Regions from separate parts of the Homo sapiens genome. Here region 1 is linked to region 2. The links are chromatin contacts, found by Hi-C in ENCODE. All regions are on one chromosome and are shown on one strand. The core of a region is the stretch at or near the end of the contact, and the rest is flanking DNA. Distances in the headings are between cores, read along the strand shown.

What was found. A loop is a pair of places that touch in the nucleus more often than their neighbours do. Pooled maps may share reads with other maps.
Region 1: a map of GM12878 shows a loop between it and region 2 (2.7-fold over the local background). The contact joins two enhancer-like sites. A Hi-C loop is called at or near these places in 1 of 168 maps with a recorded cell type or tissue (GM12878), 3 of 37 single-sample maps with no recorded cell type and 3 of 50 pooled maps.

What each region holds. Positions count from the first base shown.
Region 1 is chr5:181,158,769-181,161,468 of GRCh38, reverse strand. It overlaps OR2V2 (olfactory receptor family 2 subfamily V member 2), which reads right to left. Exons shown (of 2, transcript NM_206880.2): 2 at 2,184-2,700. Among named protein-coding and RNA genes, the nearest start is that of TRV-AAC1-2, 4.0 kb to the left of the region's middle. RefSeq lists enhancers at 43-332, 907-1,086, 507-1,262, 1,263-2,019. Within about 2 kb of position 1,373, at least 21 of the 41 ENCODE cell types and tissues checked have a DNase peak (open chromatin) inside an H3K27ac peak, as active enhancers do.
Region 2 is chr5:180,975,353-180,978,150 of GRCh38, reverse strand. No RefSeq gene overlaps it. Among named protein-coding and RNA genes, the nearest start is that of BTNL3, 12 kb to the left of the region's middle. RefSeq lists an enhancer at 2,455-2,644. Within about 2 kb of position 1,395, at least 2 of the 41 ENCODE cell types and tissues checked have a DNase peak (open chromatin) inside an H3K27ac peak, as active enhancers do.

The DNA of each region.
Region 1 (2,700 bases), core at 124-2,623, 180 kb before region 2:
GCCCTTCTTTAGCCTTTAAACTTATCCATGCCTTTAGGCTCATTTATCTGTTCCCTGCTATGCACACACTCAGTCATCCCCACCCCCATGTCTGCTGTGTGAGCAGGGCTGTGCTTGCCAGGGCACCTGGGTCTGTGAGGCTGCGGGCGCCTCTAGATCATCAATCTCGGCCTCGTCTCCTTTTTCCCCACTGGAATCTCTCGGCTCATCCACATGGCTGCCCATCCCCAATGACGATGCTCGTCCTGGCCCCACCCCCAATGACGATGCTCGTCCTGGCCCCACCCCCAGTGACGATGCTCGTCCTGGCCCCACCCCCAACGACGATGCTCGTCCTGGCCCCACCCCCAACGACGATGCTCGTCCTGGCCCCACCCCCAACGACGATGCTCGTCCTGGCCCCACCCCCAACGACGATGCTCGTCCTGGCCCCACCCCCAACGACGATGCTCGTCCTGGCCCCACCCCCAACGACGATGCTCGTCCTGGCCCCACCCCCAACGACGATGCTCGTCCTGGCCCCACCCCCAACGACGATGCTCGTCCTGGCCCCACCCCCAACGACGATGCTCGTCCTGGCCCCACCCCCAACGACGATGCTCGTCCTGGCCCCACCCCCAGTGACGATGCTCGTCCTGGCCCCACCCCCAGTGACGATGCTCGTCCTGGCCCCACCCCCAGTGACGATGCTCGTCCTGGCCCCACCCCCAGTGACGATGCTCGTCCTGGCCCCACCCCCAGTGACGATGCTCGTCCTGGCCCCACCCCCAATGACGATGCACGACCTGGCCCCAGCCCTGGGGGTTTCTTGGGGACATCCTAGGTGTGATCTCACTGGGTCTGGGCTGCCTCTCCTCACTGCCTCCTAGGAAGCCCCACCGCCTGCTCACTCTTCAGTCATCAGGCTCTGGCTGCGTCGCCCACACTTTCGGAACCAGCCTCTCCCCTCACCGCCCGGGGCCCTTCCTTCGCCTCCTGAAACAGCCTCCCCGGCCCTGCACCTAGTGTGGGTTTGGGCAAAGCCCCTGCATCCTTCTGAGCTCAGGGCCTGCCACAGGCCAAAGCCTTGGCCACCCCCGACGCTGCCCCCTGCTCCCTGCATTTCTGTGCTGGAGGGGCTGTGAGCGTGCGCTACCATGGCCAGGGTGCTATTATTTCACTCTGCCATGTGTGGAGTGTGGGGTGTCACCCTCGGGTGTCAGCTCAGGACCACACAGGCCCTGGGACAGGGATGATGGGAGCACGGTTGCCAGCTCCAGGGAGGCCCAGACCTGCCTGCCTGGGTCACCCTCATGTACGTCCCAGTCTGTTAGTGACCACAGTGGGTCTTCGGGAGACAGGCAGACCTCCCACACCCCTGAAAGTTGGGCCTGGGGGATGGCTGTGGGTTAGAGAGGAGGGCCTCGCCCACAGGGACCTCGGGCCATGGGCACTTCCCCGCTGCAGCCTCTGCCCTGCAGCACCCCCTGGCTCTGGGTGTGGCTTTTGAGGTCCCCACAATCACACCCATCCTCTGCCTGCAGGTGTTCCCCACCACCCTCCCATGAGCCCCTTCCCTGCACCTCCCCCAGGCCGTCCTCAGCGGGGCCTCTGCTGATCTTCTCCGCAGTCAGTAGGAGCTCCCACGGGGTCCTCCTGGGCCGACCTGTGCTGCCGCCACGCACCTCACTCTCTTTACTGTTGCCAGCCCCCTGCAGTCCATACTGTTATTATCCCCATGTGACAGATGAGGACACCGAGGCACAGAGAGGCTGGCAGCCTTGCCAAGGGCAGCAGGAGGGAGGCTGGAATAGTCTGGACCCCACTCCGCTCTCTTTTTCACCTACACTAGATCTGTCTGTATGGCCACATCCCTGGCTATTTCAGCCCAATACGATGGCACAGGTCACTTAAATAAAAAAGAAAACAAACCAATAAACAAACATAAGCGCCTGCACCTGCCCCATGCTGTCTGTGCTTTCTCCTCTGGTTGGGATCGTGGCTCTCTGCTGCCCTCCTGTGGCCGTTGGTTTTCCTGGGTGGGGAAGGGTGCTGGCCTCATTCACAACAGCAGATACTCATTCCTCCAGGGTCAGGCTATGGGGCTCAACGTGATCAGGACAGATCTGAGCCCCGTGGTTATGGAGATGCCAGCTTAGCTTTCATACGTGACACAAACACATACACAGTCTTTCCAAATGGAGGTGTAGAGCAATTTTTAAATTTAAAATTCATGTTTTATTTTTAATTGTTCTAGAGATGGGGTTTCGCTATGTTGCCCAGGCTGGTCTCAAACTCCTGGGCTCAAGTGATCCTCCTGCCTTGGCTTCCCAAAGTGCTGGGATTACAGACATGAGAAACCCTGTCCAGCTGAAATGGAACATTTCTAATCTGTAGAGATAGGATCTCTCTGAGTTGCCCTGGCTGGGGTGCAGTGACACTGCAGCGTCAGACTCCCGGGCTCAAGTGATCCTCCCACCTTGGCCTCCCCATTATCAGCTGGGATTATAGGAATGAGCCACCATGCCTGGCTTCAAGCAATTTTTTATATTCACACACACACACAAAACATTGACCTAACTGATTGCAATGAAGATTTGTCACATCTATGCCCCAAAATCACCCAATAAAATGAACAGACAACTTGATGGGAAAGGATTTGGTAAGGTAGTTGGCAAAAAAAAAACTGGCCTTGAGCATTTTAAACTGTTAATTATAAAA
Region 2 (2,798 bases), core at 146-2,645:
GGAGCCAATATAGCCCTTGGACACTGGCCTCAGATTCTGTGTACACAGCCCCTGTACAGGGTTTCTGACCTGTGGTAAGTAAAGAATGTCAGTTTCTCGCAGGCCAGGAACCCCAAGTTATCTTAAAACCTGAAGAGGAAAGGAATTCTGCCAACTCATAGGTGTTTAATAGTACAAATCCATGGCTGGGCTTGGCTTCAAAAAGTCTTATCTCAAATTCCTTCTATGAAACAAAGTGCCATCAAAGCCAATTTAAAAGGCCTATGTAGCAAATAGTTATTCTTGCTGAATTGTATGCAAATAATTAAGCCAAGTATAATAAAGCAAATCAGTCCTACCATGACTTGTCTTTTAATAAACATGGAAAACGGAACAGAGAAAATTATGTTTCAAACACTATAGCACACCTGTTGTTAAATTCTAGTCTTGCCTAATATTTTTCAGTTTTTACTATTTGCTACAGTTTAACTTATATCCATTACAGAAATCAACTCCTAAATACATCACACTCAAGTCAAAGCTTAAAAATCTGAGGAAGCAACTCCTAACAGCCCAGAGAAATGTCCCAAATATCAATGTACAAAACATAAATAATCTTAAGCTAAAAGCACAAAAAATAAGTTCGTAAGTAAAAATTACTCATCTTACTCAGTCTCACCTCTATCTCACCAAATACTTTTTGTCATTTCTACTTCTCGTTTTAAGCCAAATATTAAAACGTTTTTAATGGAAATTATTTACTATGCCACCCTTGCAGGAATTGCTTTACTCACTTTACTATTTGCAGGAAAACTATATACGGTAGCACCCTCAGGGTAAAATATCGGACAGAGAATCTCAATTACTGTAGCATTTTGCTTAATTATGATCCTCATAGTAGGAATAACAGTTACTAACAAAAAATAACACATAGGCCTTTCCAAACATGTGCCTCTACCTCTCATTGGAAAAAAAAAAAAGTTGCTTCTATCTCAACCAATCAGGCCTAATAAAAAATGCTGCTAAAAAGCCCAGGACTCATGTTTTTACCCTACCTAATTCAGCTTTTTCAAAAATTCTTAACCAATAGAATCATGGCTATTTCACAAACAACTACCCAAAACATCTACAAATGGCATTGCTCCTTCAGCCAATCCAAAACCAGAAATCTGTCTGCCACCCCCCCCCCAGCAGGAAGTAGCAAAACAAACAAACAAACAAAAATATTGCCCCTCATCCTTTTATAACTATAGGGTCTAGAATGACAGGGCAGGAGCACCGTCATGTCAGTCAAACATCGCCACTTTAATTTCCAGCCCCTTTTCTAGCCTCCTGCATTTCAAGGAAGTCACTTCTCTTCTAACTACAAGCAGCCGGAAGGAGCAGACAGTAAAACACAGATAAGACACCTTGGGCACAGAGGGAGGGGGGAAAGTCTCTTGGGTAACAGCCAAACTTCACCCTCATACAATGGGCCCCAGTGAAACAGTGGGCCCTAGTAAGCACATTCCTTTCCCTTTACGTGCACTAAGATAGGGAAGCTAAAAGTAGACTCGGGGTATACCTGCAGCTTCAGGAAAATGGATGGAAATGCACACAAACTCTCCCTCCCAGATAAGCGAGACAAAGAAACACAAGAAACATTCCAAGCCTATAATAAGCTGTCCCACATCAAACCCTTAAAAACTCTTAGTGTGTAAGAAAAAATGCCTCTAACCTAACTTGGCCAGAAGCCCCTCTCAAGTTTATTCTCCAAAATAAACCTGTCTTTAATTGTTAAGCCACTTTTGGTGTTTCTTTTCTCTTTCTTTCTTACACTAGTAAGCTAAGCTTATAGGCTAAAAAGCTATAAGTAGGGAATGATTTTTAAAGCTCAGTGTTATTATGGGTAGTAGTCTTAAAGAATAGCACAATAGCATATATTTGAAAACAGCAAAATGAATTCTCTGCATGCAATAGAAGTTCCATGCAAGAGAGAGTCAGGAGGAAACACAAGGAAGGTGGAGGGGCACTCATAGAAGGTCTCCGCTGAGTTTTCACATTCGCCTTATCTTTTTTATTATGTGTATTTAAGGTACACAAGATAATGTTTTGATACATGTTCATAGAGAAATGATTACTACAGTCAAGCAAATTAACATCTATCATTTTGTGTGCATGTGGTTAAGAGCCCCTAAAATCTATCCTCTTAGAAAATTTGCAGTATACACTACAATATCATTGACTATAGCCCTCATGTTGTACTTCAGATCTCTGGATGCATGCGTCTGTATCACTGAGACTTCGTATCCTTTAATATACATCTCCCCAGTTCCTGCCACAGGTGTGTTCAGAGTTACAGTGTTTCAGGATCAGGTCAGGGCCTGCCTCTCTATGACGGCTCAGCTTGTGCCTGGATTCAGGGAACACTTAGAGAGACCTTGGCTCCAGGGCCTGGAGTGTACACCAGCTTGGTATGGTGATGGCTCCAGTCTCTGAAGCGTGGGCATCCATGGAGCAGCTGAGGCTTGGGGGTTATGGCATGCATGAGGTTGAGAGAGGAGGCAGGTGATTTCCCAAAGTGGCTCAACAGCAGCAGCTTCTTGGGTAAGGGAGGGTTGTGAAGCTGTGCCTTCCTCTATGGGGTTCCCCCAACAGAAATATCTGTTTCTTAACTCAGTGACAAAACATGCCAGTGTCTTGTTTGAAGAAGGCCCCTGGGGACCATGGTGGTTCCTGCCATGCGGCTGATATCAGTAGCTTTCACCTTTCTTCTTTGACCCTAGCCATCTCCTGGAGTCTCAGATATGCCAGTCTCACCAGTGTTCTTTTCTGTGGAT